Linked DNA regions of Homo sapiens: all the other regions are linked to region 1. Evidence: chromatin contacts called from ENCODE Hi-C or POLR2A ChIA-PET data. All regions are on one chromosome and are shown on one strand. The core of a region is the stretch at or near the end of the contact, and the rest is flanking DNA. Distances in the headings are between cores, read along the strand shown. Region 1 holds the start of PRPSAP2 (phosphoribosyl pyrophosphate synthetase associated protein 2). Region 2 holds the start of LLGL1 (LLGL scribble cell polarity complex component 1). Region 3 holds the start of SMCR8 (SMCR8-C9orf72 complex subunit). Region 4 holds the start of DRG2 (developmentally regulated GTP binding protein 2). Region 5 holds the start of GID4 (GID complex subunit 4 homolog).

Region 1 (4,123 bases), core at 1,025-3,524:
GGCAGGAACAGCATGTGTCCCGGTAGTTCAGGGTGGCGGGCCCAGGCGGGTGAGAAAGGGCAATGGAGAAGGAAGGAGAGGAGACCGTGCAGACACTGCAAGTGCCAGAAACCCGATCCACACTGGCTTCAGAGGGTGGAGGGGAGGTTCTTCTTGGCTTCCATAATAGAAATGTCCAGGGACCTACCGACTTCAGATTCAGCGCAAACTCATCTGGGCCCGGTCTGTATCCCTCCCTCTCTTTTCTCTCAGCACTTTCCTCAGGCGGTTCCCCTCCTGGCATCCCAGCAGCTGCAGCATCAGCAGGAGAGAGTAAGCCTCTCCAGTCCCGGCGCAGGGATGGAGACGGTGTTTCGTGGGCTCCGATTGGCTCAGTAGCCTATCTTTGGAGCGAATCAGCGAGCGGAGAGGGATGAACTTCTCTGACTGGCCAGATCCAGTCACATGCCAACATGTGACGCGTGGAATCTACGCCAGCCACAGCAGAGAGGTGGGGGTTGTGACCGGAGTTAGATGCCAGCGCAGAAGGGACGTGAGCCCAGCCGAGGTACCGCTGAAGAGGAATCAATTTTGGTATGCAGATAATCACTGGGCTCATGGGTCTTGCTCTTTACAAAGAGGTATGTCCCTGTAAAGTTGTCAGGCAAAGGAAATGTTTCAAACGACTCCATTTCACGAAGTCTCACCTAATTTACAATTCGTTAGTTGAGATGCTTGTATTCTTCGTTTCTAAAATAAGACGTTGAACCATAAAGACTCTAGCTAGCTCTGCAACCTCTGATGAATATTTCATGCCTCATTATTGTGAAAAATCCAAAGCAGAATTGGAGAGAAGATGTGGTATAGGGATTAGGTAAGTGAAGACTGGTGCAAAGCCTCCTGGGTCGAAATTCTGTCCACTGCTTTGTCATTGGAAAAGTTATTTAACGTCGTCGTCTCAGTTCCCACAACTATTAAAATGGAGAGGATAACAACACCTACCTTATGCTCTTGTGAGGATTAAATAAGTTACCGTTAATATATGTAAAGCACTTAAAAGAGGACCATGTGTTTGCTATTATTATGTTATACATACAATAAAGAGTAAACATTACCTAAGTTATAAAGAACTTAGGCAATGGATACCAAAAGTACTAATTCCTTTATAATAAAAGAAAAAAAGGCGACAAGGCAAATAACGATAATAACTGATAATGGCTGGGCGCGATGGCTCACGCCTGTAACCCCAGGACTTTAGGAGGCGGAGGCGGGCGGATCACTTGAGGTCAGGAGTTTGAGAACAGCCTGGCCAACATGGTGAAACCCTGTCTCTACTAAAAATACAAAAAATTAGTCGGGCGTGGTGGCGCACACCTGTAATCCCAGCTACTCGGGAGGCTGAGACAGGAGAATCGCTTGAACCCGGGAGACGAAGTTTGCAGTGAGCTGAGATCGCGCCGATGCACTCTAGCCTGGACAACAGAGCGAAACTCCGTCTCAAAACAAAAAACTAACAAACGAACAAAAAACTGATCATTTATTATACACCCAGAACTGTGCTTTTAGCACAGTTTTGTTTTGTTTTGTTTTGTTTTTGAGATGGACTCTTGCTCTGTCACCCAGGCTGGAGAGCAGTGGCGCGATCTCGGCTCACTGCAACCTCTGCCTCCCGGGTTCAAGCGATTCTCCTGCCTCAGCCTCCTGAGTAGCTGGGATTACAGGCGCGCACCACCACGCCTGGCTAATTTTTTTTTTTTGTATTTTTAGTAGAGATGGGGGTTTCACCATGTTGGTCAGGCTGGTCTCGAACTCCTGACCTCGTGATCCGCCCGCCTCAGCCTCGCAAAGTGCTGGAATTACAGGCGTGAACCACCGCGTCTGGCCGTATTGTCTCATTTAATCCTCACAACAGTCTTATGGAATGGGTGCTGCTATCTTTGTTTTTCAGATGAGGAAACAAGCTCAGAGGGTTGAAATGACTTGTCCAAGGTTACAGGCCAGTGGAGGCTTGAACCCAGGTATTTGTAATTCCAAATGTCATACTCTGTCCACATTCATTCCTTGTAACCTGCCTGGGCTGTCACAGTTGGTGTGGGGCTAGCAGCTCCCCAGGGACCAAAACAGGCGCATCCCCGCCCACCGCCCCGCCCATCGTGCCAGCCCGACTCCACCCCTGTGGCTACACCCACTGCCCCGCGCCTTACCCACTGGTGGGCCACGCCCACAGCCCCCAGCTAGGTGCCTCCGCTGTCCGGGCTCTAGTCCCGCCCTCGCCCCTCCCCGCCCACCGGCCTCGCAGTCACCGCGGACGCCAATCTTGTGCATGGAGTCGCCATTTTGCTCCTAGAGAGGCCGCCAGGAGACCCGGCGCTTTCTTCCTTCTGCAGCTGAGGCTGCGGCGGGGCCGGGGCTGGGGTCGGGGCCAGGTAGGCGGGCGGGAGCCAGTGGCGAGCGGCAGCGAGGGCTGGCTGGCTCCGGCATTGCGGGGCGCAGGTGCAAGGGGCGGGGAGCCCGCGGCGCCGGCAGGCGGACGGGTCGGGGTCCCTGGGTGGTGGCTGCTTGGGGGCTCACTGGGGCGATCTCGCGCCCGCGGCCCTTCCATTTTTCCCTCCCTTCTTCCTCTCCCGCCAGGGGTCGGCGGGGGCGGGGGACGGGCGTCCGGTGCCTGGGCTCTCTCCTCTCCCTGAGGCGCCGCTGGGGAGTCGAACCCTGATGATGGGACCTGTGGTGAGCAGCCCTGAAAGCAAGCCCAGACCCAGCCATTCTCCGTCCCTAAGCTGACACGGAGCCCCTGATTTTAATTTACCTGGCTTTGCTAGTTACGAATATATCTCTCACCTCCTAAAGGATGATTTTATCCAACTCAGAACTCACCCCAGCAGAGATTGAGGGGGAACCGTGATGAAATTTTTAAGTATTCTGCTTGATGATAATAATTTTTCTCTTATGTTAATGTTGGCTCCGTTTGGGTGTTTAGCTTTTGAAAGGAGTATGAAAATGCGGAATGGGGCTTTGGGGCTTGAGGTGTGATCTCTAGTGTTTAAAAAATTTAATTGCACAAATAGAAATAATTCACCCACATTATTGAACCCCACTAAAGCATATCCTTTTTGTCCATATTCCTTTCCTGCTGCCCTCGTGTGTACCATTATTACTCAGTTGTGATTTGAGCTCGTTCCACTTAAAGTCATTCATAGATACTTTTGCGTCGTGTTGAATATTTATTGAATTTCTATTCTGTGTTTTACTTAATTACTTTATTATGGAACCTTTACACAGGTCTGGTGTACTTGTTCTTTGAAAAGTCTTATGTTGACCACCATCACTGAGCATATAGCTTTTTCCTTATTTCCTTGGGATAATTACCCGAAGTGGAAATACCGAATCAAACTTCTGTTTTCTTTCTTTGGCACTATTATATAAATTGTTTTCCAAACAAGGCATGTTTACAATAGACATTTTTCAAAATCTGGGTATTTGTCCTATTTTGCTCTCTGTATGCAGAATTCAGCGGGGTGCCAAGTCGTTTTCTGTGTGGGTTGAGAGACAGGCTGTGCAGCCCACTGTTGCATAGGACTAACTACTACAAATCATGCTGAGACCGAGCTATTTTTGCTGCTTAGAGGCTTTGCAGCCTTGAGTAAGTTTCTTCATCTGGAAACCTAGCTTCCCTGTCTAAAATGGGTCTCATTCTAGTGCTTGCTTCACTGGGTTGTCATAAGCATTGTGAACACTCAGATGTTAGGCATGAGTTAACATTGTGTTGGAGAGATAAGCAGAGCCTGGGATCATACAGGAGTGGAAGAGTAATTCGGTTTAGAATTTGCCCTTCAAATTCTCATCAATATTGATATTAAAAACAGATTTCCTTGGAGTGAGGCACATCACTAATAAACATACATAATAAGTTTTTTTATTTTTATTTTTTTTGCAGAGTCTTGCTCTGTCTCCCGGGCTGGAGAGCAGTGGCGCGATCTCAGCTCACTGCAACCTCTGCCTCCCGGGTTCAAGCGATTCTCCTGCCTCAGCCTCCTGAGTAGCTGGGATTACAGGCATGCGCCACCACGCCCGGCTAATTTTTTGTATTTTTAGTAGAGACAGGGTGTCACCACGTTTGTCAGGTTGGTCTCAAACTCCTGACCTT
Region 2 (3,936 bases), core at 1-2,500, 630 kb before region 1:
AGTCAGCTGAAACCAGGAAAGGGCTTTGAACAGCGCCTGCCCCGCAGTAGACACTTAGGGGCTTTACTGTCGTCATTCTCCCTCCTCTCACCTCCTCACTCACTCCTGGGCCCTCTTCCGGATCCAGCCCCAAATACGGGGAAGGGCTGAACACCGCCGGCCTGGCGTGGGTGGAGGGGGACAGCCAGGCCCCAAGGCTTGGCAGCCGCCTCGGGCTCAGAGGTCAGCTCCTGCTCCCTGGACACAGCTGGTGGGGTTGGGGCCTGTCCTACCTGCCCCACCTAAGCTTCTAGGACCTCCCGCAGCCCCAGCCCTGAGCCAGGCGGCCTATCCTCAGCCTGGAAGGAAAGGTTCAGCCTCGAGGCCATTGTCCAGATGAGAAAAGGCCTGGGAGGTGGGTGGGGACAGGCAGACGGCCCCTGAGAGTAGGGGCAGGGCTAAGCTTTGTTCAGACGCTGTTCTCTGCGGGGGGAGGTCCTTCCCCCATCTCCGTAAAGCTCCAATCCAACCCCAGAACAGTCCCAAATGCCACCTCCTGGGGATCCCGTCTCTTTCTTTGGCTAAGAAAGAATCCCCTGTGCTGTGACACAGAGCCTTTTGCGTTGGGTCCTGAAAGATGTGTAGGAGTTCCCCAGGGGCTGGGGGTGAGGAAAGAATTCCTGACTACAAAGCCAAGGCAAAAGCACGGCGGTGGGAGGTGCTCTGACAGAGCGGGGAACAGACGAAATGGAGTTCTGTGAAATTGGTAAAATATAAACTTGGCAATCACTTGACCAATGGTGTAGATGGGGAAACTGAGGCGCAGAGGGGCCAGGGAGTTGTTCCAGTCAGAGCTGTCTTGGCTTTCGGAACAGGGCTGCCCCATTACATGAGTGGGCACGTCGCTCGCTCTCTGGGAGGAGGAAAAAGTCTCCTCCAAGCCCGGGAACGTGCGCCAATCCCCCTCCAAAGCGCTTCCCCAGCCGCCCGCGCTGGAGCCCCGGCTCATGGACTACAAGTCCCGGCAGGCCCCGCGCCGCGGCGCATGCTAGGCGGGCGTCCCTTCGCGAGCCCGGCCGAGCCCGGGGGCCCAGTTCACCATTGTCTGGCCAACAGGGGCGGGGCGGGCGGCACGGCGGGCTCGCTCACTGGTCGGGCGGCGCGTCCGTCGCGCCCGGCGCCCACCCCCGTGCAGGCCCGGCCCCGCGCGCCCGCGCCCGGGCCGCCTGGCGCCCCGCCCGCGCCTTAGGACCCGCGGGGCCGCGCGGCGCATCCTGCGGGCGGCGGCGGCGGGCGAGGCGCCTGCAGCCGGGCGCAAGATGATGAAGTTTCGGTTCCGGCGGCAGGGCGCCGACCCGCAGCGCGAGAAGCTCAAGCAGGAGCTTTTCGCCTTCAACAAGGTGCGGCGGCGGCCCGGGCCCGGGCTCGGGCGGGAGGGGGCGGGACGGGGGCCTGGGCTGGGGGCCCGGGGTCGGAGCCACGTCGGGCCCGGGGGGCGGGGGCTGGCATGCAGCGCGGCGCGGGGCGGGGCCGGGCCGGGCCGCGCACCCCCTCGGCGGGCCCCGCTCTGGCTCGGACTCTGGGTGGGTCTGGGTCTCCGGCCGACTTTCCGTGTCTGCTCCCCGAGTCTCTGCGGGCCGCTCTGGCCCTGGCTCTGCCAGTCTGTGTGTGTGGGGGTCTGTCTCTGAGACTCTTTGCCTGTCTCTGGGTCTCTGTCCCTCTTTCTCCGCCGCTGACCGGCTGTCTCGCCCCAGTTGTGCCTGTGTGTGTGGTGGGGGTGTCTCTGCCTCTGCCCCTTCCTATCTCTGCCTGTCTCCCTTTATCTCTCTGCCTCTCATTTCTCTTGCTGCCTGTGCGTCTCTGAGTCTTCTTTGCCTGTCTCTCCCTGCGTGTCTCTCTCTCTGTCTCTGTGGAGTCTCTCGACCTCTGTCGCTCACTTCTGTCTCTTTATCCTTTTTCTTAGGGGCTCCATTGCGTCCCTGCTCGGCCCTTGGGACAGCCCTGGGGCCCGGTTTGTTTTGTGCTTTGGCACCCAGGAGGGTGAGAGAGTTAGTGGGGGCGAGGCAGCTGTGGGGGGTGCGGCTGGGAAATCCCTTCAAGGAGCCTCTCCTTCCTTCCCCCACTGCTCCAGGCTCTGCCTTGCCCTGCTCTGCCCTGCCCGGGGCTCCGAGTCCAGGGGACATGCCTGGCTGTGTACTACACTGCACTTCGCATCGTGGGGCCTCAGTTTCCCTAGCTGTGAAATGAGGCTACTTTTCTCCATACTGTGGGCCCTGGCTCCCTCTGCCACATGGGCCAGCTGTCCTGCCTTTCTGCACCAAGGTGGAGTGAGGTGGAGGCTTTTCCTTCCTTTCCCGGAGTGGGACACTAGGGGCCAGGGAAAGGGGCCGCCTCAGCCCCCGCCTCCCTCTGCACTGATGTTAGAGCAGGGCCTCAGCCCACTCCTGGCTCACTGCTCTGGGGACGTTGGTTTTGTCCTCATTCTTACCCCAGAGCCCACTGATGGCAGAGCCTCTCAGTGCTCTTCGAAATTAGAGTTATCTTCAAAATACAGGTGAGAAAATTGAGGTTCTGAGAGGGGTGACGGCTTGCCCGGAGTCAGAGTGAGCTGCACCAATATCTTTCTTGAGTTCTTGTGTCAGTGGGGTTGGATTTTAGCCTTGAGGGGCAGGGATTTTTCCAAGGGGCTGCTGTGGTCCTGGGCCAGTGTTGTGCCAGGCGCCCTGGGCTGCCTTGAGGAGACACTTGTCTTGGAGGAGGCTCTGGGACGGCTGGACCTGGAGTAGTGGAGGCACTGGGATGTCTCAGGGTTTCCCTGCCTAGGTCTGCAGTGATTGCCGATGAGAGCTGCCAGGACCCTCACACGGTGGCTGAGAACCTGCTAGGAACCTGAGAGGGGCCCAGAAGGGAAGCTGGTGCTCCGTGGTCCCCAGATGGCACCTATTTTCTGTGCCGGGGAGGCTGTGAGGGTGAGGTGAGAGGAGAATGGCCCTTCAGGGAAAGGCAGCAACAGGCACAGGGCTAAATGTCACTTTTTTTTTTTTGAAATGGGGTCTCACTCTCACCCAGGCTGGAGTGCAGTGGCACAATCACAGTCCACTGCAGCCTCACAACTCCCTGGCTCAGGTGATCCTCCCATCTCAGCCTCCTGAAGCTGGGACTACAGGCTCGTGTCACCATGCCCGGCTAGTTTTTGTATTTTTTGTAGAGATGGGGTTTCACCATGTTGCCCAGGCTGGTCTCGAACTCCTGGGTTCAAGCTATCTATCCATCCATGTTGGCTTCCCAAAGTGCTAGGATTACAGACATGAGCTGCCATGCCTGGCCTAAATGTCATTTCTTCAGCCAGTGAATTGGGGTGTGCAGTGGGGGCTGGAGACAGATGGGGGTGAAGCTCAGCCCACTCTGGCTAGCCTTGGGGTGGCGGAAAGTAAGGGCCCTCCGCTGAGGATGAAGCGTGGGCAGCAGTGGTGGAAAGTGGGGTGGTCTTGGGGAAGGGACTTAGTCACCTAAGTGGGTAATAGGTGATCGCTAGGGAATAGGCCCCTGATTCCTGAGCTTAGGGGGTGGGAGACAGGTCAGGAGTGAGCAGGGACTTTGGACTCTGAGTCTTGGGTTCAAATCCCAGTCCAGCCCACACATCGCCTGTGGAATGTGCCTTCTCTGTTAATACTGAGCCCCACTGTGTGTGAGGTCTCCAAGGTGCTGGGGACAACAGTAGTTACCAAAAAGGACAAATACCTGTTAACTCAGGTGGCTGATATAGTTGTGCAGGAGACAGTGAAAAGCCAAAACAAAAAAGTAAAATAGACTGTAGTTGGGATGGTAGCCAGTGCTGTGGATCAAATAAAGTAGGGCGAGGGGGTGAGAGGTGTGGCCAGGGCGGCTGCTGCAGCCAGGGTGGCCTTGGGAGGCTTCTCTGAGGAGATTACTCCTGAGCGACAGGAAGTGCTGGAG
Region 3 (4,373 bases), core at 1,860-4,359, 540 kb before region 1:
AAGCTGGCCCACAGTACAGACAAGAGACAGAGCAAGGGATGAGATCGAAACCGTTGGCCCAGGCTGAGAAGAAAGCTTCCAGCAAAGGGGATGTCGCTACTAAGAGACCACCTACACTTCGAGCAGGGGTTGACACCGTCACCAACTTGGTAGAGAGCATGAAGGGTCAGCTGGTGGTGGATCCCATTGAGCTGGTTGTCTTCCTGCCTGTGCTGTGTCCTAAGATGGGGATTCTCTACTGCACCGTCAAGACTGTGGTGTCAAATTCCACAGGAAGACCTGCACCACTGTCACCTTCACAAAGGTTAACTTTCTGGTAGACAAAGGAGCTCTGGCTAAGCTGGTGGGACAAATTACAACGACATATGAGATCTGCTGTCACTGGGGAGGCAATGCCCTGGGTCCAAAATCTGTAGCTTGCATTACCAACCTAGAAAAGGCAAAGGCTAAAGAATTTGCCACTAAACTGGGTTAAGTACACACTGTTGTGTTTTCTGTACATAAAAATAAAAATTCTCTTTCCAAGAAAAGTCTTTCCTTTTGGCTGGAACTGCCATCTTGGAGTAATTTGCCAAAATGACGAACACAAAGGAAAAGAGGACGAGGCATCTGATGTATGTTCTCCTGGCCTTATAGAAAACATGGAGTTCGAGCTGGGCACGGTGGCTCACGCCTGTAACCCTAACACTTTGGGAGGCTAAGGCGGGTGGCTCACCTGAAGTCAGGAGTTCAAGACCATCCTGGCCAACACAGTGAAACTACTAAAAATACAAAAAATTAGCTGGGCATGGTGACAGGCACCTGTAATCCCAGCTACTAGGGAGGCTGAGGCAGGAGAATCGCTTGAACCCGGGAGGCGGAGGTTGCAGTGAGCTGAGATCACACCATTGCACTCCAGGCTGGGCAACAAGAGCAAAGCTCCATCTCAAAACAAACAAACAAAACAAAACAAAAATATGGAGTTTCTCTGGCCACAGACACCAGAATCTACAATGAAGGTGATATTGAGGACTTCGTGAGAATGCATACTGTTCAAAAGGGAATGACCCACAAATGTTACATGGCAGAACTGGAAAAGTCTATGTTACCCAGCATGCTGTTGGCACTGCTGCGAACAAGGGCTAGATTCTTGCCCAAAGAATTAATGTTTCTATTGAGCATATTAAGCACTCTAAGAACCAAGATCTTTCCTGAAATGTGTGAAGGAAAATGATCAAAAAAGAAGCAAGTCAAAGAGAAAGGGTTCACCTGAAGTGCCAGCCTGTTCCATTGAGGGAAGTACACTTTGTGAGAACCAATGGAAAAGAGCCTGAGCCGCTGGAACCTATTCCCTATGGATTCATGGTATGATAGGGTAAAAATAGATAAATACAAGACCTCTGGATTGCTTAAAAAAAAAAAAAAAAAAGGGAGAGAGAGAGAATGAATTCAGCAGAGCCTTGAAGGATAAGAAGTTAGGCGTAGGAGAACCATTTTTCAATGTCTACTTCATTGTCTAGAAGTAGACAAACCTTGGGGCTGGTCACCAGGACTTCTAGCACTGGAAACAGGTAAAGCTGTCAGCCAGCATTCACACAACCCTGGCTCCACTCCCACTATCCTTGATCTGGAAACAGGTCTTAGGACCCTGGGAACTAAAGAAAAATGAGCAGGGAACTTCCACCCATGCTCTTAGAAAAGTTCTCCAGAAAACCATTTCAGGATCTACTTTTGTTATCTGAGATATTTTCCTGGACAGCTCTTTATGTCTCCCGTGGCACCTCCTTTATGAAACTTTTTCTTATCCTCCCTTGCGTTTGTGCCTCCCGTGTGTGTAGAACACATTCTTACCACTTACCTCTCTCAGAATCAGTTCATTCGGGTAGGAACAGGGCTGACTTCAAATCTAATCCCCAAACCTTACCGTGTTGCTGTAAGTGTGCACTGTGAGGCTGGAAAGTCACAAGGGCTGTAGAATGCAGTGGCTGTGGCACAGGATGGGGAGGGCTAGGTTGGCTGGGGAACGATCGGGCAGGGCTTGAATGCCAAGTTAAGGGAATCTGGTCAGTAGTTCCCAAATGAATTTCTGAATCTCTAGGGAAAAACAGTAAAATACACACTTCCCCAGCCTCACACAAGACCCGAAGGGCAGCCAGCGCCCGAGGCGATTCCGAGAATCAGACAAGTTTGGGAACCTGCTAAGCGCAAGCAAAACAAAAGGTTTCCACGCAAATGAGTGAGATGTATCAACTACGTTTTAAAATGCACTCCAGTCCGAGAGCAGACAGGAGGCCACTGCAATAATCCAGACGAGGGGCAGTGAGGCCTGAGAAATGGGAGATAATCGCCTTCATCTCGATTCTTGGCGCCCACCACGCTGTCCCGCTCGGTGGGCCTCCCTTAAGGCACGCAGCTGATCGGAACGCGCTTTCTTACCCGCCTCATGCGACCGTTTGACAGCAGGTCGGCGATCCCCTTGGCCGCGTCGTTTTTTTCGGCCACACAGAGGACTTTCCGCACGCCTCGGAGGGCCATCTCCATGGCGGCGCGGGAAAAGGCACGGTCTTCGGGCCGTCGCAGCCACCGGAGCGCGTAGCGGGCGACAGGAAAGATCATCCTCAGACCTCGCGCCCGGAGCCGCTCCCCGGCTGCCGGCGCATCCTGGGGAAGCCAGAGATGAGGCTCAAATGGCGCCCACCGAAAGGGAACCAGAGCCTCGCTTCGGTCACGTCCCCACCAGCCTGCTGGCCTTTGGAGCTTCAGTCACTGAGCCTTTCCCGTGCCGCAGCCGCCGCCTCAGCACCGAATCCAGTATCTTGGCGTGGAACTTCCGCCCGCCTTCTCCAGCTACTTCCGCCAGGCGCGCGCCCCACAGCGACCTGGAACTACAACTCCCAGACTGTCCCGCGCCCCTCGTCCAAGCACGTTCCCCTCTGCCACCTTCCCGCCGCCCCCGTCTCACTCCGCCCCTCTTTCCCCTCCTTCCCGGCAGTGGTTGGTTAATCGGACTCCTTCTTGCGGGGAGCCGCCAGACACTCCCATCCAAGGCCTCTTTCTCATGACTTTTTAATCTCCTGCTCGGAAGTCTACGAGGACGCTTCCGGGTCACGCGGCGCGGACACCAGGAGTCATGTGATGTCAAGATGGCGGCGCCGCGGTAGCAGGATCCGGGTTGTGGCGTCCTAGGAGCCGCGACGGTTTCTGCCCTCGGGCAGTGAGGGGCAGCAGCGCTTGGCTGACCCCTGCGGCGTCCCGTAGCCTCGCGTTAAGCCTTGTTCAGAGCGGGGGCTTTTGCTGTCGCAGTGGGTTCCGGAGAGTGCAGGTGATTTCGCAGCAGGTTTCTTGTGCTGGCCGCGCTCGCCGGACGAAGAAGAGAAGGGCAGTTGGGCCTGCGGCCTTGGCGTTCATGAGGCCTCAGAGAGCTCCGGAGGAGCTACAACTGTGAGGGGGCTGCTAGAGTTCTTCTCCTCGGGTGTGTGAGAAGCAGCCTAGGACCCCGGGTTCGGGGAGTCGCAAAGAAGGCCGTAAGGGCTTCACTTCCTTCTCCGGAGGCCTGCCTTCTGCGCGTCGATTAACACCGCATTCTTTCCCACTTCCTCTCAATGTTTTCTTCATATATCTGGAAATATGATCAGCGCCCCTGACGTAGTGGCCTTCACCAAAGAGGAAGAGTATGAAGAAGAGCCTTACAATGAGCCGGCCCTGCCTGAGGAGTACTCGGTGCCGCTCTTCCCCTTCGCCAGTCAGGGTGCTAACCCCTGGTCAAAACTGTCCGGGGCCAAGTTTTCGAGGGACTTCATTCTTATTTCCGAGTTCTCTGAGCAGGTGGGACCCCAACCCTTACTGACCATCCCCAATGACACCAAAGTTTTTGGCACTTTTGATCTCAATTACTTCTCCCTGCGTATCATGTCTGTGGATTACCAGGCTTCCTTCGTGGGCCATCCTCCTGGATCTGCCTACCCCAAGCTGAACTTCGTGGAGGACTCCAAGGTGGTGCTGGGAGATTCTAAGGAGGGCGCCTTTGCATACGTGCACCACCTTACCCTATACGACCTGGAGGCCCGTGGCTTCGTGAGGCCGTTTTGCATGGCTTATATCTCTGCAGACCAGCATAAAATCATGCAGCAGTTCCAGGAGCTTTCAGCCGAATTTTCCAGAGCTTCTGAGTGCTTGAAGACTGGCAACAGGAAGGCATTTGCTGGGGAACTTGAAAAAAAGCTGAAAGACTTGGATTACACCAGGACAGTGCTACACACAGAAACGGAGATCCAGAAGAAAGCCAACGACAAAGGCTTTTACTCATCTCAGGCAATTGAGAAAGCCAATGAACTGGCCAGTGTGGAGAAGTCCATCATTGAACATCAAGACCTGCTGAAGCAGATCCGCTCATA
Region 4 (4,247 bases), core at 364-2,863, 770 kb before region 1:
GTGATCCTGAGTTGGAGTACTGCGTTAAGGTGGTATGGGGGGCAGGTGCAGTGGCTCATGCCTGTAATCTCAGAACTCTGGGAGGCCAAGGCTGGCAGATTCCTTGAGCTCAGAAGTTCAAGACCAGACTGGGCAACAATGGTGAAACTCCATCTCTACAACATAATACAAAAATCAGCCAGGCGCGGTGGCTGATTTTCTCCCAGACTGAGGAGGGAGGATCACCTGAGCCTGGGAGGTCGAGGCTGCAGTGAGCTGTGATCACGCCACTGCACACCAGCCTGGGTGATCAAGTGAGACCCTGTCTCAAAAAAAAAAAAAAAAAAAAAAAGGTGGTATGGGGATCCACTTTTTTTTTCTTGAGACAGGTTCTCGCTCTGTTGCCCATGCTGGAGTGCAGTGGCAGCATCTTGGGGATCCATTTTGAACCTCTTCAAGCTTGTCCCACCTGAGGTCTGCAGCCACATGTGGCCCAGGACCACTTTGAATGTGGCCAAACACAAATTCGTAAACTTTCTTAAAACATTATGAAATTTAGGCAGGGCACAGCGGCTCACGCCTGTAATCCCAGCACTTTGTGAGGCTGAGGCAGGCAGATCACTTGAGGTCAGGAGTTCGTGACCAGCCTGGCCAACATGGTGAAACCTCGTCTCTACTAAAAATACAAAAATTAGCCGAGTGTGGTGGCACGCGCCTGTAATCCCAACTACTTGGGAGGCTGAGGCAGGAGAATCACTTGAACCCAGGAGTCGGAGGTTGCGGTGAGCCAAGATCACACCACTGAACTACAGCCTGGATGACAAAGTGAGACTCCGTCTCAAAAAAACAAAACTAAAACAAAGAAAAAAAAACTGAGGTTTTTTGTTTGTTTGTTTTTTGAGATGGAGTTTCGCTCTTGTTGCCCAGGCTGGAGTGCAATGGCGCGCAATCTCCACTCACCGCAACCTCCGCCTCCCGGGTTCAAGCAATTCTCCTGCCTCAGCCTTCCCAGTAGCTGGGATTATAGGCGCGCGCCACCACGCCCGGCTAATTTTGTATTTTTAGTAGACATGGGTTTCTCCATGTTGGTCAGGCTGGTCTCGAACTCCCAACCTCAGGTGATCCGCCCGTCTCGGCCTTCCAAAGTGCTGGGATTACAGGCGTGAGCCACCGCGCCCGGCCAAAACATTGAGGGTTTTTTTGGCGATTTTTTTTTAAGCTCATCAGCTATCGTTAGTGTTGGTGTATTTTACGTGTGGCCCAAGACAATTCTTCCAATGTGGCCCAGAGAAGCCAAAAGATTGGACACCTCCATTTATAGTATAAAATGAAAGCCACTAGGCTTTCGGCTCAGCCCCTTTTCCTTACACTGCCAGTCAGCTGCGCTCAGGGACCCGCAGTTCAGAGTTCAACACGGGCAGATTCCCTCTCTTCCTTGCTTGCTCCTGCCAGCCGCAGCCGTGGGCCAGTACAGCATGGCCCGGCCCCGCCCCGGCTCTTTCCAGAGGTCCGCAGCCTGGCCGGCCCAGCGGGCGGAACCGATAGTGTCTGGCACTTGGCTCGCCCGGACTCTGAATCCTGGAGCACCAGGCGCCCACGAGAACGCTGTTCTCTTTGGCTTCCGGGCGCACGCTACTCTGTCGCCGCCGTCAGACCGGAATTGCCGGTGCCGCCGCCACCGCTGTCTGTGCGCCCACCTCTGCTGCTACCATGGGGATCTTAGAGAAGATCTCGGAGATCGAGAAGGAGATCGCTCGGACACAGAAGAACAAGGGTGAGGGCCGGCCGGGCGGGGCCTTCCTTTCTGCCTGCCTCAGTTTTCCTGTCTGTAAAATGGGGGAACAACTCCAGCAGTAATGCTGGGGCAAGATCCGAGGCCGCGGAGAAGTTGCCAGACAAGTGCCGAGGCCGCCCTGCGCGCCCAAGGCAGGGCCAGGCGGGAGCGGGTCTCACGCCCAGGTCTGACTGCAAACGTACCCCAAGAGATCTGGTCAGTCCCAGACCGTGTGCCCGAGTAGAGTAGTCCCAGCTCACAGAGCAAGCATCTGACCCAGAGAGAGGCGGAGCTGGGGTTCAAACCTCAGTCTCCTGATGGCTGGGCCTGGGGCCTGGGTCTACTCTGTTGTTTTGGGAAGTGCAAGAGGAGACCTCTCAGGAACAGCCTCACCCAGCAGCTGAGAGCCCATTGGAGCAAGGGAATCAGGACTCTGGAGTCTGGAAGGCCTGGGTTTGAGCCCCAGGTCCACCACGTACCTTCTGTAAAACATTGGAAAGTCACTTCATTTCTTGGAGTCTCAGTGTCCTCATCTGTAAATGGGGTAATACTCCCCTGCTCCATCTTAGTACACAGCTGAGTTAAATTAGATGGCCTTTACAAAGCACTGGGCACATGGTGAGCACTCAGTATTTAAAGTAAACACCCCAACATAGATAATACATAATGAAGCCTCAAATCTGGACTTTAGAATGTAAGGGCTGGAGGAGCTCACAGAAGAGAGGTGAGGAGAGAACGATGACACCAGGACAAAGTGGGACTTGAGCTGGTTGTTGGAAGGGTATCCCAGGTGGGGGCCACTGCTGAGACAAAGACATGGGAGTGAGCATGGTATGTTCATGGGACAGTGAGAACAATCTAGATCAGAAGGGGGTTATGGAAGAGTAATGGGAGATGCAATTGGCCAGGCTAGTGGCTAGCCATTCAGGCTTGTGGGAGCAGGAAGCAAGCAACACTAGATAGCTGGTCCCAGTGTCTGCCCTCCCTTGGTTCCATTTAGGTTTGAAGGCCAAGGAGTTGAGGGCCCTCTATGACTCATTCCTTCTGTAAATCTTTTTTGTTTGTTTGTTTGAGACAGTCTTGTTCTGTCACCCAGGCTAGAGTGCAGTGGTGCCATCTGGGCTCACTGCAACCTCTGCCTCCCAGGTTCAAGCGATTCTCCTGCCTCAGCCTCCAAATAGCTGGGATTACAGGCACGTGCCACCACACCCGGCTAATTTTTGTATTTTTTTAGTAGAGAGGGGGTTTTGCCATGTCGTCCAGGCTGGTCTCAAACTCCTGACCTCAGGTGATCCACCCGCCTCGGCCTCCCAAAGTGCTGGGATTACAGGCATGAGCCACCGTGCCTGGCCGATCTTTCCTGAGCCTTTACTATGTGCTAGGCACTGTGGTTAAAGCAGTGAACACAGCAGGCATATCCCAGCCCTTGGATCTGATCTTCTAGTTGACGGTCTGAAAACTAGAAATCAAATAAATAAGATAATGTCAGCCAGCAATATGTGCTATGAAGACAAACCAGGGTGATACAGCAGAATATTGGGGGTGGGGAGGGACTGGGGATTGGGTCTGCTTAGGTGGAGTGATAGAGAAGACCACCATGAGGATGGGGCATTTGAACTAAGACCTGATTGAAAAGAAGGAACCGGTCACGCAAACATCTGGGGGAAGAGGGTTCCTGGCAGAAAGAGCAGCTAGTGCAAAGGCCCTGAGGCAGGAACAAACTTGGCTGTTTACAGGTCAACAGGACTGGGGCTGGGGTGCAGTGATGGGACAGGAGGGGGTTGATCATGCAGAGCCATAGGTCATGGGAAAGACTCTGGGTTGTGTTCTAAGGCAGTGGGAGCTGGTGCAGGGTGTTAAGCAGGGGAGGGGCTATTCTGACTTCTGTCTTGAAAGTTCCCTCTGGCTGCTGTAATATTCCATATTACCCATAAGACCCAAGGAAAGTCACAGGGAGGCTAGAGATGCTGCCACTTTGGCAGTAGTAGACAAAGGAGATATAAAGGTGATTAAGACCTAGTCCCTCCCTTCAGAGATGCTCAGAATTTTAGGAGCTGGGATGACAGGAAGGGCCATGTGTACCTGACTGACACTGAATCCTTTTTTTTTTTTTTTTTTTTTTTTGAGACAGTCTTGCTCTGTTGCCCAGGCTGGAGTGCTGGAGTGCAGTGGTGTGATCATAGCTCACTGTAACTTCAAACTCCTGCATTCGAGCAATCCTTCCACCTCCACCTCTTGAGTAGCTGGGACTACAGGTGTGCACCACCACACCGGGCTAATTTATATATATATATATATATATATATATATATATATATATTTTTTTTTTTTTTTTTTTTTTTTTTTGAGATGGAGTTTCACTCTTGTTGCCCAGGCTGGAGTGCAATGGTGCAATCTCGGCTCACCGCAACCTCCGCCTCCCAGGTTCAAGGGATTCTCCTGCCTCAGTCTCCCAGGTGTGTGCCACAACGCCCAGCTAATTTTGTGTCTTTAG
Region 5 (4,276 bases), core at 80-2,579, 820 kb before region 1:
AACATCATTCAGGTGGGCCTTTTTCTTCTTTAATTGAGCTTCTCTACCAATACATACAGGTGGGTCTTAAAGACAACCGTGCCTCCTGCCTCCAGCACAATAAAACTAATTGAATGGTGGGAGGGTGTTACTGCTCTTCATTCACTGAAATGAGTCATTCTCACTCTTACCCTGACACCACTCACCATCAGCAATGAAAGAGCCACTACTTCTAAGCTTCATCAGAGTTGGAGGTGGAGGTGACTCCACAGTCAGAGGTGGAGGTGTCAATTTCTATTTAGGAGAGAAGGCTGCAGATGGCAGAGGTTGTGGTAGGAGGGAAAGTCAGGAAACCTGCAGCAGAAGTGCCCGGGATGGAGGAATGAAGGCCCAGGTTCTAGGTCCCTTCTGGGCAGGTCTTGTGTTGGGCAGTGGAGACACGGAAAACAGTCAGACAGACACCACAAACCTCTGAGAGAGTCTGCCTGTAACCCAGACGAAGTCCTGATTCAGAGCCCAAACTTCCCCTTTTGAAAACAAAGATGACACCTGCTTTCCTTATTAAAGGGAGGGCAGCCATAAGCTTTGAGAAAACCTGCACAGGCCAAATATCAATTACTGTATCGTGCGTGACTCGCTGTTCCCTCTCGGGTCGTCTGCCCTTGTCTGGGCTTCACTTTCTCATCTGTAAAAAGACCTGACTGGCCTGCATAACCTCATGAGCCTGAACCCTGCCTCAGTTACTTCGCTTTGCACAGCCGAAGCCCGAAGCCCACCTTACCCCAGCTCGGCCCCAACCCAAAAGAACATGTCATGGTCTTACCTGTCGGCGGGGCGTAAGCCCGGGCTGGAGACGGGATGGTTGGCCCCGGACTCATAGAAGCGCTGGGGCCACCCGCCGGCCGATTCAGGAGACGGCGTCCCCCGTCCCGCAGCCGGAGGCAGCTCCTCCACATCGCGCCCGAGGGTCTGGGAAGATGCGAGACGCGAAACCTGGAGCAGGAAACACAGAGCGATGGGATCCCCAAAGCCGCACGGTCGGGCTGTACGGAAACCTCTCAACGCCTCCTCAGAGCCCTCAACCTCCCTTGGACGCCGCCATCTTCCGCATGACACCTACGGCGCGCCGTCGCCGCCGCGCGCCTCCTGCGCACACCCCCAGTCAATCAGCATCACAAACGCACCTCGCCCCGCCCCCTCCACGCCGCGCCTCGGCGAGGAGACTACAAGTCCCAGCGGGCCGCTCGCGCACCGCGCCACGTGTTTTCTCCTCCCGCCAATGGGCGGAAGCGCCGCCTGAGCCTGCTCCCGCCCCCCAGGCTCGCCTGAGCCAATCGGAAGGGGCGGGGTGTGTGTGTGTCTGTGTGTGTTTGTGTGTTGTGTGTCTGTGAGTGTCTGTGTGTGTGTATGTGTGCGCGAGGGCAAGTCGGGAGGGGGACCCAGCTCAGGACTGGGAGGCCCTGCTCGCAGGTCCCTGGGTCCCGGTGGCGGCCGGAGCGCTTGCTCCGCAGGCAGCGGGCGGGTGGTCGCCCCTCCCGCCCCCACCCCGCGCGTGCGCGCCCCGGCCTCTCCCTCCCCGCCACCCTCCTCGGCTCCCGCGCGGCGGCGGCGGTTCCTCTCCCACTCCCCCCAGCCCTGGCTCCGGGGGACCCCGCGATGCCGGTCCGCACCGAGTGTCCCCCGCCGGCCGGTGCCTCCGCTGCCTCCGCGGCCTCACTCATCCCGCCGCCGCCCATCAACACCCAGCAGCCCGGCGTGGCCACCAGCCTGCTCTACAGCGGCTCCAAGTTCCGCGGCCACCAGAAGAGCAAGGGGAACTCGTACGACGTAGAGGTGGTGCTGCAGGTGAGCGCCGGGCCGGGCCGGGGCCCGAGGGCCTCCTCGCGGCGCTCACGGGCCGTGCCCGCTTCGGCTCCTCGACCCCGCAGCCGCGGAACAGGCCCTCGCCGCCGGGGCCTCCTGCACCCGGCGCTTCCCACCCGGGACCTTCCCAGCCTGTGTCTCACACTCTCCGAGCCCCAGCCCTGACCTGCCCCTTCGGACCCAGAGCCCGTCGTGACCGGCTCCTGGCGGACCCCGAACACTCCCAGACTTGAAGCCCGTGACCGGCCCGTCTGGGATCCGGAAGCCCCTCATGACTCGGAGAAGGCCTGGGTCCTTCCTCCCCATGACCTGTCGTCCCTAGATCAGGGACTGCCACCAGCCCTTTTCAGACCCTGAAGAACTCTCCATTGGTTTCACCAGACTTGGGACCCTCCCCATGTCTGGGCCCACGTCAGATTCTCTCAGACCTGAGACATGTCCTCCTGCCCCTTCCTCAGTTCCAGGAATCCGCAGACCTTGGGGTCTTCCTCCTCCTGAGATCTCCTTAGGAGGGCTTCATCAGACCCCCAGACGGGGGAGCACCTAACCCGCAACTGATTGGTCAGGCCCTGGCCTCACCTCAAGACCAGGCACTCACTCCCTGAGTGCTGCTCACAGTCTGTTGGGATGTTGCCTCCTGGGTCCCCTGTTCCACTCACTGCTTCTGTCTCTTCATGGTCCAGGCACCCAGCTCCTTCCAGCTTCTCCACCCCCAGGCCTCCTGCCCCTGCTCTGGGACCATTTGCAGTCTTTTCCCAGTCTTCCTGGCCTCTATCCAGACTTCCCCACCCCATACCTTCGTCTTGCTCGATCCTGGTTCCAGGGGACCCTCTTTCCTGTTCTTAACTTTTCTCTACACAGGCACAGGGCTTCCTCTTAGTCTCTGGTACCCATGTACTGGGAAATCTAACTCACCCAATTTTAGTTCATGTCCAGTCGCCTCCCCCCATTTGACCTGGATTCCTGAATACCTGCTGCCAGTCCCTGATCAGCTTCGGAAGTACAGCTTCACTTGTCTGGGCCTTTCCCACACCTCACTCCTCTCAGGCTTGACACTTTTTGCCAGCTGAAATGGAGTGGCAGTGGTGAATACTCTTTTATCTCCCCTCCCCACAAAACTCTTCCTCCTCTATACCTACCCCTGCCTGACTAAGGACCCCTTTCCCCTTCCCTTTGCCCTTTTTTTCCTTAGTCTGACACCTCATCTGCCAGGCTGTTCCCAGAAGCCCCTCCAAACACCTGTCCCTCTGAAAGGCACTGTGTGCTGCCCCACTGCCTCCCCCCCGCCCCACCCCCCGGGGTGTGAGGGTGGAATGTACAGTATATTTATTCCTCAAGCTCTCCTTTTGGTCATTTAAAACAAATCTTAGTTTCACTTCTGAAGAGTAGGTCTCCCATCCAAAAGACAATGAGGGTGCCTTTTCTTTCTGCTAACTGCGGAGCACTCATCACTCTTTTATTCTCATACTGCTTTGTGGGAATAAATCATTTTCTCTGCTTACTTGAAACAGCATCGTCATGTTAATCATATCTTTGGGCTGTAAAGTTCTATCATGAGCCACGATAGTTATTATAATGGAAATACGATTGTGGCTGAAATATTTTTGTCTTCATAACTGTATGCCTAATGTAGTGATCCTCTTCTTAAAATGTGAGAGTCGAGTATGAAGGTACAGGGGTTTTTCGGTTTGTTTTGCACCTAGTCATAGAATTCTGGAGGTGAGATCCCTGGGTGGGTCACGTTTGGGATGATCTTGGATTTGTCCCTGTTGTTCAGTTTGATGGTTTCTGATGTAGTAGGGGACAATTGGCAAGATAGCCAGGCGTCAAAGGGGAGTCTGCTTTGGCTACTGCAGCAACTGCTGCTCCCTTCTGTCATTAGGGTATCACTTCTGAGCTCCTTTCAGAAGGAGAATCATGAACCAGGGGAAGCAGTGGTTGAGTTGGGGCAGGGCTGATAGGTCTCAGGCAGCCCAGAGCAGAAACCTGGTGGATGGCTGGGAGCCACTTGAGTAAGATGTCTGATGGTGGGGGTGGTGGTCATGCCAATGAATGCTGCCCTACATCTGGATTGGTGAGCTGCTTGGTCATCATCACGACTAGTCAGTGGCATGTGAATTGCCCCATCATCTGGTTTTTCAGCCAGGACTAGTTTGTCAGACACAGCCTTCTTAGACTTAAAATACTTCTGCCTTTTATAACTCAGCTTCTTTTTGTTTGTTTTGTTTTGTTTTCTTTCTTTCTTTTTGTATCTTTATTTAGATAGAATTCACTTATTTAAGGTGTACAATTCAATAGTTTTTAGTATATTCACAGTTGTTTAACCACCACCACAACCTAATTTTAGAATATTTTCATCACCCCAAAAGGAAACCTTGTATGTAACCCTTAGCCATAACCCCCACTCCAATCCTAGGCAACTGCTCATCTATTT

Evidence for each region. Hi-C counts contacts between places; a loop is a spot of excess contacts on that map. ChIA-PET counts read pairs that join two places held with the same protein, here RNA polymerase II (POLR2A). Pooled maps may share reads with other maps.
Region 2: a loop to region 1 is called in a pooled map, with 12 times the contacts of the local background. The contact joins the promoter of LLGL1 here to the promoter of PRPSAP2 in region 1. A Hi-C loop is called at or near these places in 7 of 50 pooled maps. POLR2A ChIA-PET finds 5 or more read pairs at or near these places in 2 of 52 experiments (HEK293 and T-cell).
Region 3: a loop to region 1 is called in a map of naive thymus-derived CD4-positive, alpha-beta T cell, with 7 times the contacts of the local background. The contact joins the promoter of SMCR8 here to the promoter of PRPSAP2 in region 1. A Hi-C loop is called at or near these places in 1 of 168 maps with a recorded cell type or tissue (naive thymus-derived CD4-positive, alpha-beta T cell), 2 of 37 single-sample maps with no recorded cell type and 11 of 50 pooled maps. POLR2A ChIA-PET finds 5 or more read pairs at or near these places in 1 of 52 experiments (PC-9).
Region 4: a loop to region 1 is called in a pooled map, with 6 times the contacts of the local background. The contact joins the promoter of DRG2 here to the promoter of PRPSAP2 in region 1. A Hi-C loop is called at or near these places in 6 of 50 pooled maps. POLR2A ChIA-PET finds 5 or more read pairs at or near these places in 5 of 52 experiments (BJ, K562, MCF 10A and 2 more).
Region 5: a loop to region 1 is called in a map of naive thymus-derived CD4-positive, alpha-beta T cell, with 9 times the contacts of the local background. The contact joins the promoter of GID4 here to the promoter of PRPSAP2 in region 1. A Hi-C loop is called at or near these places in 1 of 168 maps with a recorded cell type or tissue (naive thymus-derived CD4-positive, alpha-beta T cell), 1 of 37 single-sample maps with no recorded cell type and 9 of 50 pooled maps. POLR2A ChIA-PET finds 5 or more read pairs at or near these places in 2 of 52 experiments (BJ and GM10248).

Annotation. Positions count from the first base shown.
Region 1 is chr17:18,855,857-18,859,979 of GRCh38, forward strand. It overlaps PRPSAP2 (phosphoribosyl pyrophosphate synthetase associated protein 2), which reads left to right and starts at 2,275. Exons shown (of 12, transcript NM_002767.4): 1 at 2,275-2,405. RefSeq lists enhancers at 126-626, 145-194, 215-274, 2,054-2,626 and a silencer at 2,373-2,732.
Region 2 is chr17:18,224,385-18,228,320 of GRCh38, forward strand. LLGL1 (LLGL scribble cell polarity complex component 1) reads left to right here and starts at 1,251. Exons shown (of 23, transcript NM_004140.4): 1 at 1,251-1,379. The coding sequence starts at 1,299. RefSeq lists silencers at 913-1,392, 1,543-1,712.
Region 3 is chr17:18,312,184-18,316,556 of GRCh38, forward strand. SMCR8 (SMCR8-C9orf72 complex subunit) reads left to right here and starts at 3,110. Exons shown (of 2, transcript NM_144775.3): 1 at 3,110-4,373. The coding sequence starts at 3,607. TOP3A (DNA topoisomerase III alpha) reads right to left here and starts at 2,811. Exons shown (of 19, transcript NM_004618.5): 1 at 2,416-2,811. The coding sequence starts at 2,595. It also overlaps the pseudogene RPL7AP65 and the pseudogene RPL21P121. RefSeq lists enhancers at 1,860-2,383, 2,331-2,420, 2,431-2,780, 2,908-3,431, 3,121-3,170 and a silencer at 2,931-2,980.
Region 4 is chr17:18,086,335-18,090,581 of GRCh38, forward strand. It overlaps DRG2 (developmentally regulated GTP binding protein 2), which reads left to right and starts at 1,614. Exons shown (of 13, transcript NM_001388.5): 1 at 1,614-1,753. The coding sequence starts at 1,690. RefSeq lists enhancers at 1,272-1,431, 1,497-1,998, 1,622-1,941, 1,992-2,041, 1,999-2,498.
Region 5 is chr17:18,038,079-18,042,354 of GRCh38, forward strand. GID4 (GID complex subunit 4 homolog) reads left to right here and starts at 1,330. Exons shown (of 6, transcript NM_024052.5): 1 at 1,330-1,824. The coding sequence starts at 1,387. It overlaps ATPAF2 (ATP synthase mitochondrial F1 complex assembly factor 2), which reads right to left and starts at 1,090. Exons shown (of 8, transcript NM_145691.4): 1 at 803-1,090. The coding sequence starts at 935. RefSeq lists enhancers at 749-818, 829-878, 1,019-1,128, 2,279-2,338 and silencers at 1,239-1,328, 1,339-1,928.